Linked DNA regions of Homo sapiens: region 2 is linked to region 1. Evidence: read pairs that join two places in POLR2A ChIA-PET (ENCODE). Cell type or tissue: A673. All regions are shown on one strand. Each heading gives the region's core, and the rest is flanking DNA. Links, peaks and the distances in the headings are about the cores only.

The links. ChIA-PET counts read pairs that join two places held together with the same protein. Peaks named below come from ENCODE experiments on the same cell type or tissue, not always from the same donor. Only the 100,000 strongest peaks of a DNase experiment are listed, where the experiment ranks them.
Region 2: POLR2A ChIA-PET joins it to region 1 with 12 read pairs; 2 of 35 experiments call an interaction of 5 or more read pairs at or near these places.

What each region holds. Positions count from the first base shown.
Region 1 is chr21:33,805,542-33,813,577 of GRCh38, reverse strand. ITSN1 (intersectin 1) reads right to left here. Exons shown (of 40, transcript NM_003024.3): 21 at 2,356-2,603. Among named protein-coding and RNA genes, the nearest start is that of ATP5PO, 110 kb to the left of the region's middle. In A673, for the core only: no CTCF peak of the experiment used is centred there; a DNase peak (open chromatin) is centred at 3,277.
Region 2 is chr21:33,593,594-33,596,093 of GRCh38, reverse strand. CRYZL1 (crystallin zeta like 1) reads left to right here. Exons shown (of 13, transcript NM_145858.3): 11 at 258-363. Among named protein-coding and RNA genes, the nearest start is that of DONSON, 6.2 kb to the right of the region's middle. In A673, for the core only: no CTCF peak of the experiment used is centred there; no DNase peak of the experiment used is centred there.

The sequences.
Region 1 (8,036 bases), core at 2,080-4,579:
AGTTCGAGACCAGTCTGACCAACATGGTGAAACCCCATCTCTACTAAAAATACAAAAATTAGCTGGGTGTGGTGGCGCACCCCTGTAATCCAAGCTACTAAGGAGGCTGAGGAAGGAGAAATGCTTCAACCTCGGAGGCAGAGGTTGCAGTGAGCCAGGATCGCATCACTGTACTCTGGACTGGATGACAGAGTGAGACTCTGTCTCAAAAAGAAAAAAAAAAAAGTTAGCTGGGTGTGGTGGCATTGAGTCTGTAATCCCAGCTACTTGGGAGGCTGAGACACAAGAATTGCTTGAACCTGGGAGGTGGAAGTTGCAGTGAGCTGCTGAGATCACGCCACTGCACTCCAGCCTGGGTGACAGAGCAAGACTCTGTCTCAAAAAGAAAAATAAATAAAAGAACAAGGAGGAGAGGAAAAGGCATTTGATTTCCTCATTGATAAAATGGGAACAATACTGTGCCACTTAAGGTTAGTTGTGAGGGTACATGAAATACAGGCTAGGGAAATACTCTGTAACTGCAAAGCCCCGGAGAAACATCCTCACATGATCATTATCATTTGTAATAACAATAGTTAAATGAGAAAAAAAAAAGCTACATGCCACCTATGGAGCTGGAGCTTCTCAACACCATTTCTCAGACCCATGCACTCTACAGCAAGTACCTGGTAGTATGCCTAGATGCCACAGCAATTACAAGTGGCATCCTGACAGCAACCAGTTGTCCTGGGTCCCAGGGACAGTTCTAGTTTTGTGATTTTAATAATTTTAGATAAACAGGCTGGGCATGGTGGCTGATACCTCTAATCCCAGCGCTTTGGGAGGCCAAGGCAGGAGGATCACTTGAGTTCGGGAGTTCAAGATCAGCCTGGGCAACATAGTGAGACCTCATCTCTACAAAAAACTTAAAAATTAGCTGGGCATGGTGGCATGCACCTGTAGGCCCAGCTACTTAGGAGGCTGAGGCAGGAGTATTGCTTGAGCCCAGGAGGTCAAGGGTGCTGTGAGCCATGGTCATGCCACTGCACTCCAGCCTGGGTGATGAAGTGAGACCCTGTCTCAAAATAATAATAAATAATAAAAAATAATTTTAGATAAACATGTCTGTGTGACTGCAGATCTAAAGGCAATTTACTTTTTACATCCTTATAAGATATACAAACAAATCTGAAAATCAAAATAATTCCTGATTTTTCATTTGGAAAATAAGGTGCCCATAATTATAGCAAGAGAACTGCACACCATACATATATTGAAGAAGAGGCATACTGATTTGATCCCCAGCAAAACAAATCCTGGAAAATATGGTATTAGTCTTCTATTTTAGCCTAAGCTTTAGTTTAAAAACTCAGAACTTTTCAGTCAAGACCAAAAGAGTAAGGAAAAGTTTCAACTTGGAAGTCAAGCTAATGGAAGGCTTTTTTTTCTTAAAGCAGAGATTAGATGAGGGGACCTTCTTTAGCGCCTTCAGCCTTTTATGTGAAAATAAAGTATGAAAAACTTGCTATTCCTTACATCCTTCCCTCCACTTCCTCCCGCCCTGAGTAATTATTCTTTCTTCCCTCTATTTGTTCCATCTGATCCTTCTCCAGCAATACATCTGGATTCCTTGCCTTCAATTTGTTTCTTCTGAAAGATGATTAGACTTGAAAAAAAATTTAAACACTTCTTATTCAAATCACTCATACTTGTATCCTAGTATAAAATATTTTTAGACAATTGCTCATCTAGGTCATGGCCCTATAACTGGAAGTCTGAACAACCATTTCATCTATCATTTCAAACCTCTGCTTACACACAGTTTTTAAAATGCCATTTCCTGATGAACCAGGGCACAGAACTAACTGGCCAAGTGCAAACACCTCTTCATTCTACTGTACATTTGTATAAGATTAATGAAAGTGGAAAGCTTTAAAGGAAACAGCTTTCTATCTTATTCAGAACCACATGACTGAATTCAATTTTTGCTTCTGCCTGGCAAAAAAAAGTGCTATTTGCATGCAGGAAATAACTCTGAAAATTTGCTGACTGACATGGATGTCAAAATAGATTATTAGGAAACTGTATTTCTCCACTTCTTCCACAAGAATGATAGATACAAATACATTATTGAACAAAACAAGATAACAGGCTTCATTTTGTACCATGGTAAGTCACTGTTAGACAATGATATCATTAAATCCAGTTCAGGGACTGTAATCTCCAATTCGCCAGCTAGAGAAAGGAGTACTGAAAATGAGCCAGCTCCCTCACATAGAAGGACAATCCAAGACTATGAAAATACTTAAGGGGGTGGGGGGGAAATGATCAAATTGGGATTTCAAAAATCATCAGAAAGAGCCCACCAACACGTACGTGGAGCTGAAGTCGGCCCAGTTATTAGGGGTCGTGGAGGGCTCTGAAGAGGTTACTGCCAAAGGGGCGGGGGTCTCACGCAAGGCCAGTTTGGGGGCAGGGGCAGATGTTGAATCAGTCACTGGTTTCACTGGAGCGGGAACCTCATTTTCTGGGATTTTCTCTGCATAGTTTGCAGGGAACCACCCTGTCTTTCCTTTTAATTCTCCTCCAAGCCAGCCGGGTTCTCCAGTTTGGCTTTCATCCACCTGTGGAAAAAGTCACAGCTTTAAGTAGAACTAAATTAACCCCTGAATAGACCCAGCACCCAACTACAGTGAAGTCCCAAGCCTCTGCCCTCTTTAGATTGACATATGGCATAGGAATCTCTTCATCTTAGTCCAAGTGTCTGGGAAAAGAGTCTAAGCAGTAATGCTGAAAAAAAAAATGCACTATAATTCAAGCTCTTATTCTCTGCACTTTTTAAAAAAGCCTTACCCCATAACTGTCCTAATAATGGCAGTTGAGACAAAGTGCCTGGAGTCCTGAGGCATGTAATTTAAATATTTTGATTTGGGAAGTGACTTAACAGGCTTCATCAGAAAGTCATGTCATTATTAAAAATAATTTGACTTGAGTTTATTACTTAAAGTTGAAAGCAAAGGGTGCAATCAATATAAATTCAGTACTCTGAAAACCTCCAATAACTAAGTAGTATTTATTCAGTATAAGGACAAGGAAGATTTAAAAAAAAAAACCATGGCCTTAAATGGTTTCCACGAGAAGCAAAGCTGACTGCTGCTGTGTTTAGGCATTTAAAAGCTCCACAGACACATGATGAGAAAATTAAGGAAGTCATTATTTACAGCAATAATCAATTGTATTAAGGTCCTGTAGTTTTCTTTTGTATAAATTTAACTTGCATATTCAGTGCACAGGAAAATCCAGGATTATACTGTTTAAAAATTTCACAGAGGCCATTTATTACGCCAAATGCTTTTAAGGTTTGCATTTTAATTCTGACTCAAATGGATCATCCAAAATGGCCAAAACGATTCTACTTTTCTTTACGAGTTGTCCCTACTATTTTATGAGCAACAGGAGAATGACTTTGGAGGACAATCACATTTGCTATTGGGAAATTTATTTTTGGGCTGGGCACGGTGGCTCATGCCTGTAATCCCAGCACTTTGGGAGGCTGAGGCGGGGGATTACCAGAGGTCGGAAGTTTGAGACCAGCCTGACCAACACAGTGAAACCTCGTCTCTACTACAAATACAAAACTAGCCAGGCATGGTGGCGCATGCCTGTAATCCCAGCTACTCGGGAGGCTGAGGCAGAAGAATCGCTTGAACCCAGGAGACGGAGGTTGCAGTGAGCTGAGATGATGCCATTGCACTCCAGCCTGGGCAACAGGAGTGAAACTCCGTCTCAAAAAAAAAATTTTATTTTCATTACTATAATTCTTATAAGGGTCTTATCTTATGAAACCTTATATCTTATTTTTACCCCTTCCTATGCTGCCTAAGGAGTAAAACATCAAACACTTCACTGGAAATTAAAGTTGCTTCTTAGAAATCAGACATGAGTAGGCAGGGTCTTAACAATGATTTTGGAAAAATCTGACAAAAATACCAGTTATCTAATCCATTCAAGTATTCAGTAAAAATTAATTAAAAATAAAGCAAAAAATGATTACATTAAACAAACCAAACATCTATCTGTATGTACTCAGTGGACAGTGAGTAATAGGGTTCAATACTTATTAGCTTATTTGAATTAACAAATGTTTGGGGTAGAGGTGGAGAAAACAGAATGCAAGGCAAGGCTTACTTCTGATTTCTACCTGTTATTTACAATATATTCAGCAAGTAGGGGATGCCTGCTTGCTGCTCCACTTTAGGGAATCTTTATTGTCACAGATAAAAGCAATTTTTAAAGCTGAGAATTCTCCAAACAACCAAAAAAGGAGTTCCCTTGTATAAAATGCAATAACACTTCCAAAGGTTGAATTTTTGGCTTCACAGTTCTATCATTTCTGCTCACACTTACACCCACATGAACACACTAGCCACTTTGCAGTCATTGTTTTGTTCTTACTGTTCTTTTTCTGGGCAGCCCCAACTGTTTCTCTAGATGAGGATTTAAGATAAATTTTCCCCCATTTGGATCTTCTTTTATGCTGAACTCAAATGGCTAGATGTCTTTCCTTCCTTGTTTACATTTTGGTGATATGGTGACACATTATAACTTTGCTCCACACTGGAAACATAGCTGTCTCTATCCAAGCCAGGTCCTGCCAGACTTCTCAGTAGGTTCAATAGTCAAGATCAGCCACCTTGGTTCTAGGACCAAAGGTGATGTCAGGCAGGAGTGGGTTAGGAGCTTGAGCCAAACACACAATAACTTAGTGTCAAGACTGCAAAGTGTAATGATCAAGAATAGGGCTCTGCAGTTAGACCGTCTCAATTTAGGAGCTAGTTCTACAATCTATTAACTGGTTGACTTTGGGCAAGTTTAATCTCGTGGCACCTGTTTCTTCATCTGTAAAATGGGGATAATAAAAATACCTGTCTTATTATAATGCTCACTGTGAGGACTGACAAATATTTACACCAATGCCTGGCATACTAAAAGTGTTAGCTTTTTTTTTTTTTTGAGATGGAGTCTCACTCTTGTCACCCAGGCTAGAGTACACTGGCACAATCTCAGCTCACTGCAACCTCTGCCTCCTGGGTTCAAGCAATTCTCCTGCCTCAGCCTCCTGAGTAGCTGGGATTACAGGTGCCCACCACCACGCCTGGCTAATTTCTGTATTTTTAGTAGACATGGGGTTTCACCATATTGGCCAGGCTGGTCTCGAACTCCTGACCTCAGGTGATCTGCCCGCCTAGGCCTCCCAAAGTTCTGGGATTACAGGCGTGAGCCACCGTGCCAGGCCAGATATTTTTTTTAAATTCTCTCTTCTGCTGTCCAGCTCTGATGTTGCGCTGTAGTTCTCCTACTTGGGCTTCTGTCCTATTCTAAAAGCCTGGTCTTTTTTTTTTTTTGAGACGGAGTCTCGCTCTGTCGCCCAGGTGGGACTGCGGACTGCAGTGGCGCAATCTCGGCTCACTGCAAGCTCCGCTTCCCGGGTTCATGCCATTCTCCTGCCTCAGCCTCCCGAGTAGCTGGGACTACAGGCGCCCGCCACCGCGCCCGGCTAATTTTTTTTGTATTTTTAGTAGAGACGGGGTTTCACCTTGTTAGCCAGGATGGTCTCGATCTCCTGACCTCATGATCCACCCGCCTCGGCCTCCCAAAGTGCTGGGATTACAGGCGTGAGCCACCGCGCCCGGCCAAAAGCCTGGTCTTGACTTTACCTTCACTCTAGGTAACAATCTGCTTCTCTGTTCAGGAGTTCCCTGCTCTAACTGCCTGGTCCTCTGCTCCCTCTAGGTTTACCTTCTTGCCATAAGCAATCCTTTAGGGGCTCAAGTGGATCCCTTGATCGACGGGAACTCCTACTCGTCTGCTCATTTTGGACCTCCTCAAAGGTCAGCTGCTTTGCTTAATTATGTCCCATGATCTATTGTTACTCCCTTGAAACACAGGGTATTGACTGGTTAATAAGACTTTTAGGCCAGGTGCAGTGGCTCACTCCTGTAATCCCAGCACTTCTGGAAGCCAAGGTGGATGGAACACTTGAGGTCAGGAGTTTCAGGCTGGTGAAACCCCATCTCTACAAAAAATACAAAAATTAGCCGGGCGTGGTGGCACATGCCTGTAATTCCAGCTACTTGGGAGGCTGAGGCAGGACAACTGCTTGAACCCGGGAGGCGGAGGTTGCAGTGAGCCAAAATCACACCACTGCACTCAGCCTGAGTAACAGAGCGAGACACTGGTGGACATCTGGAATGCGACCTGAAGCCCTGGGGAAATGTCCTCCCCCTCCAGTAAACTGATAACACCCAGCCTGTCCTCAGATGTGATAGAAAGCCTGCTGGTGCAGTGTACACCTAGGAGTGAAGGAGGGGGCCATATCAGCCTCTTATCCCCTTAAGCAAGAGCTTCTCCCATCCCTAAGGATAACAGTGAAATCAGCATTTCACTTTTAAGCAAAGAAATCTGTTGGTCTCAACAGCCCCCCAAACAATAGTCTCAATTAGCTTAATTTACTCTTACAAGTATACATCAATTTTAATAAATTATTACATTTTAAGGTTCAGGGGCTGTAAGAGACTTTCATTCTTAACACCTAAATTAAATTAACCACTTAGAAAGGGCACAAAGGTCAACATATGAAAATGAAAAATATTTCTTCTTGGATTTGGAAAACTACCCAAAATGCCAATCCAATTTTGGAAAACATAAGATTATGGCAGACCAAGAAATAGGAACACAAACTGCTTTGTAATATGACTGGTTCCAACGTGGACTTTTACACAATGTACATTTACCTACTGGGGGCTATAAGGGAGATGTTATTATTAACAATTTTGGTCTCAATACAATTTCATTTATCAGGCACACTGTAACACCCCAACGTATTTGGGGGTAATTCTAGTGAAACATCATTTAAGCGAAGTACAAACACCAGATATTGCTCACATTTCTGGGACTATGTTACAGAGCTGCTCTACTAAATGTTAGTAATTACACACTGCATATTGTAGCTCGCTGATGCAACAGTCAAATATACACAGCAGCCACTTCAGCTTCAAGTCCGTTTGGCAAAGGCCGATGATATTACACCTCTTTTCTCAATTTTTATATGCTCCATGGCTGCCATCTTCATTAGGTAAGATTAATATTTCTAAAATCTCTGACCTTGTCACAAAGGGGGGAAGCAGAAATTCCTTTTTCCCCTCATAGAACATGATAAACAAGTGTAGCAAACAGGTTTAGCCTGTGTATTCAGACCAGCTGACAGTGGCTGCATGGGATGTGTTGAGGAGTGCAGGTAGTAAAACATTTTCCATGGATTTGCCGGTTTTGAAATATAAGGTTTCTCCCCAAATTCCTAGATGAGGATATTAAAAGTCTTTGTTTTTTGGAAGGATTCTCACTCTGTTGCCCAGGCTGGAGTGCAGTGGCGCGATCTCGGCTCACTGCAAGCTCCGCCTCCCGGGTTCATGCCATTCTCCTGCCTCAGCCTCCCGAGTAGCTGGGACTACAGGCGCCCGCCACTATGCCCGGCTAATTTTTTTTTTTTTTGTATTTTTAGTAGAGACGGGGTTTCACCGTGTTAGCCAGGATGGTCTCAATCTCCTGACCTTGTGATCCGCCCACATCGGCCTCCCAAAGTGCTGGGATTACAGGCGTGAGCCACCGCGCCCGGCCTTAAAACTCTTTCTGAGGTCAGGAGATTGAGACCATCCTGGCTAACACGGTGAAACCCCATCTCTACTAAAAATACAAAAAAATTAGCCGGGCGTGGTGGCGGGTGCCTGTAGTCCTAGCTACTCGGGAGGCTGAGGCAGGAGAATGGCGTGAACCCGGGAGGCGGAGCTTGCAGGGAACCGAGATCGCGCCACTGCACTCCAGCCTGGGCGACAGAGAGAGACTCCGTCTCAAAAACAAAAAATAAACAAACAAAAAAACTCTTTCTAAAGCTCCAACCTGGAGGCTGGCAAATTTCACCTCTGTTGCAACTACTCAAATCCGCCACTGTAGCACACAATATGTGAATGAAGGAGCCTGGCTGTGTTCCAATAAAACTT
Region 2 (2,500 bases), core at 1-2,500, 220 kb after region 1:
CACACACACACCCCTACCACTTCACCACCAGGATTCTAGATTGGCCTTGCATCTGCCATGTACTTATCACCTCGCTGTTTCATCATTTTGGACCATGAAATAGAAAATATTATCGTTTACGTTATTAAAGTTTATGTGCATATTTTTGTGATTTGGACATCATTTAATTTGTGTAGAAGTTTTTCTGACTCGAGATACCAGTCATCCTGCTGTTAAACTCACAATAATTGATTAGTCTTTGTTTCATTCTATCCAAGTTGGATCCTCCAGATAGCCACTGCCTTTTCCTCAAGGGAGCAACGTTAGCTTTCCTGAATGATGAAGTTTGGAATTTGTCAAATGTACAACAGGGAAAATATCTTTATATCCTTTTTATCGACTGATTGAGTTTCTGGCTTGAACTTTGTACTGTACTAAGTTCTTTCATTACGATAATAGGAAATAATAATAGCAGTTAAGTTTCCTTAAGTATTCCAAACAGTATTCCAAGTGCCTTGCAAGTATTCATTTAAACATTAAAACAGCCTTTTGAGATGTAAGTACTGTTATCATCCCCATTTCACAGGTGAAGAAACAGAAGCACAGAGATGTTGATACAGACTCAAGGACGCAGCAAGTGGCGGAGCAAGAATCACACTCAGGCAGTCTCTCTCCTTTCTGAACAGAGATGAGCCCTAAGATACCTGGAAGATTTTGTTTTTAACCTCACATTAAGGAAAGCACACATCACCTTGAAAGGTTGCACACTTACTCCTATGATGGTGCCATTGCACAGAAACATTTCAGAATACTTTTCTAAATTAAAGAGTTTGTGGAGTGTTTTATAAATATCAATGCTAGGAAATCTTTATCAAATGAAGATAGGTTTGACTTTTTGAAACAAAAGTCATTCAGAGATAAGTCTGGTGTGATTGAAGCCAAATCATTCCAGTTGAGTAAAAATAATAAAAAGTTTGGAATATACAAACAATTTCAAAAAGAAAGGTGCAAACCTCTTTAGAGTAGGGTCAACTTAAGAATTCCTTTTATTTCTAAAATGACTGGCTTAGAGGCAGCAGCACTTGGTAAAAGTTTTAATGTATTGGATAAAAAAAAAGTTATCATTACTTGATAGAGCATATGTGTGTGTCTGAAGAAAGATTTACATAGCCTTACACTTCTCTCTACTGAATATCATACGTTACTTTTCTTAAATGTGTCTAGTCATATATGTGTGATATGTATAAAGGCCAGTTCCCTCCAGGAGCAATGACAGTCTTTATTCGGAGCTTTAAGGTAGTTATGTAGGCCGGGCATGGTGGCACATGCCTGTAATCCCAGCTACTCATGAGGCTGAGGCAGAAGAATCGCTTGAACCTGGGAGGCAGAGGTTTCAGTGAGCCAAGATTGCACTACTACACTCCAGCCTGGTGACAGAGTGAGACTCCATCTCAAAAAAAAAAAAAAAAAAAAAAAGTTACGTAATTAGTATACTGCATGTGTTAAGTTTTAAGGAGTAGATTTCAAAACCCCTTCATGTAGTGAATGTATGAGTTTAAAGTTATTTCTGATTAAATATTTCCTATTAAATTTGAAAATTAGATTTAACTTTCTAAAAGGATTTTTAATTAATTTCATTTTTTAAAAAGGTACATGAGCTGGCACAGTGGCTCATGCCTGTAATCCCAGCACTTTGGGAGGCCGAGGTGGGGGATCACGAGGTCAGGAAATCGAGACCATCCTGGCTAACATGATGAAACCCCGTCTCTATTAAAAATACCAAAAAAAAAAAAATTAGTTGGGTGTGGTGGCACACGCCTGTAGTCCCAGCTACTCCAGAGGCTGAGGCAGGGGAATTGCTTGAACCCAGGCAGTGAAGGTTGCAGTGAGCTGAGATCGCGCCACTGCACTCCAGCTTAGCTACAGAGCGAGACTCTGTCTCAAAAAAAAAAAAAAAAGTAAATGTCCAATCCAATAACATTGTAATTATTAAGAATAACATGGAATGATGCTACAGTGGAGAATACCATGTGGCTATTAAAAGTAACAGTTAACAAAAGTAACATTAGTTAAGGTTAGAATACTATGTAGCTATTAGTTTTGATTTTTTTTTTTTTTTTTTTTTTTTTTTTGAGACAGAGTCTCACTCTTGCCCAGGCTGGAGTGCAGTGGCATGAGCTTGGCTCACTGCAACCTCCAACTCCTGGGTTCAAGCAATTCTCCTGTCTCAGCCTCCTGAGTAGCTGGGATTACAGACATGCGCCACCACGCCTGGCTAATTTTTTGTATTTTTTAGTAGAGACGGAGTTTCACCATGTTGGTCAAGCTGGTCTCAAACGCCTAACCTCAGGTGATCCACACGCCTCAGCCTCCCAAAGTGCTGGGATTACAGGCATGGGCCACCACTCCCGGCTGTAGCTATTAGTTTTGAATCTTACATGTTGGAAACTAGACTGCTCTGCTTATAGTATATAACTTAATTCTCTCAAACCACCTCTCCCGATGAGAAGGCAATTTTAAC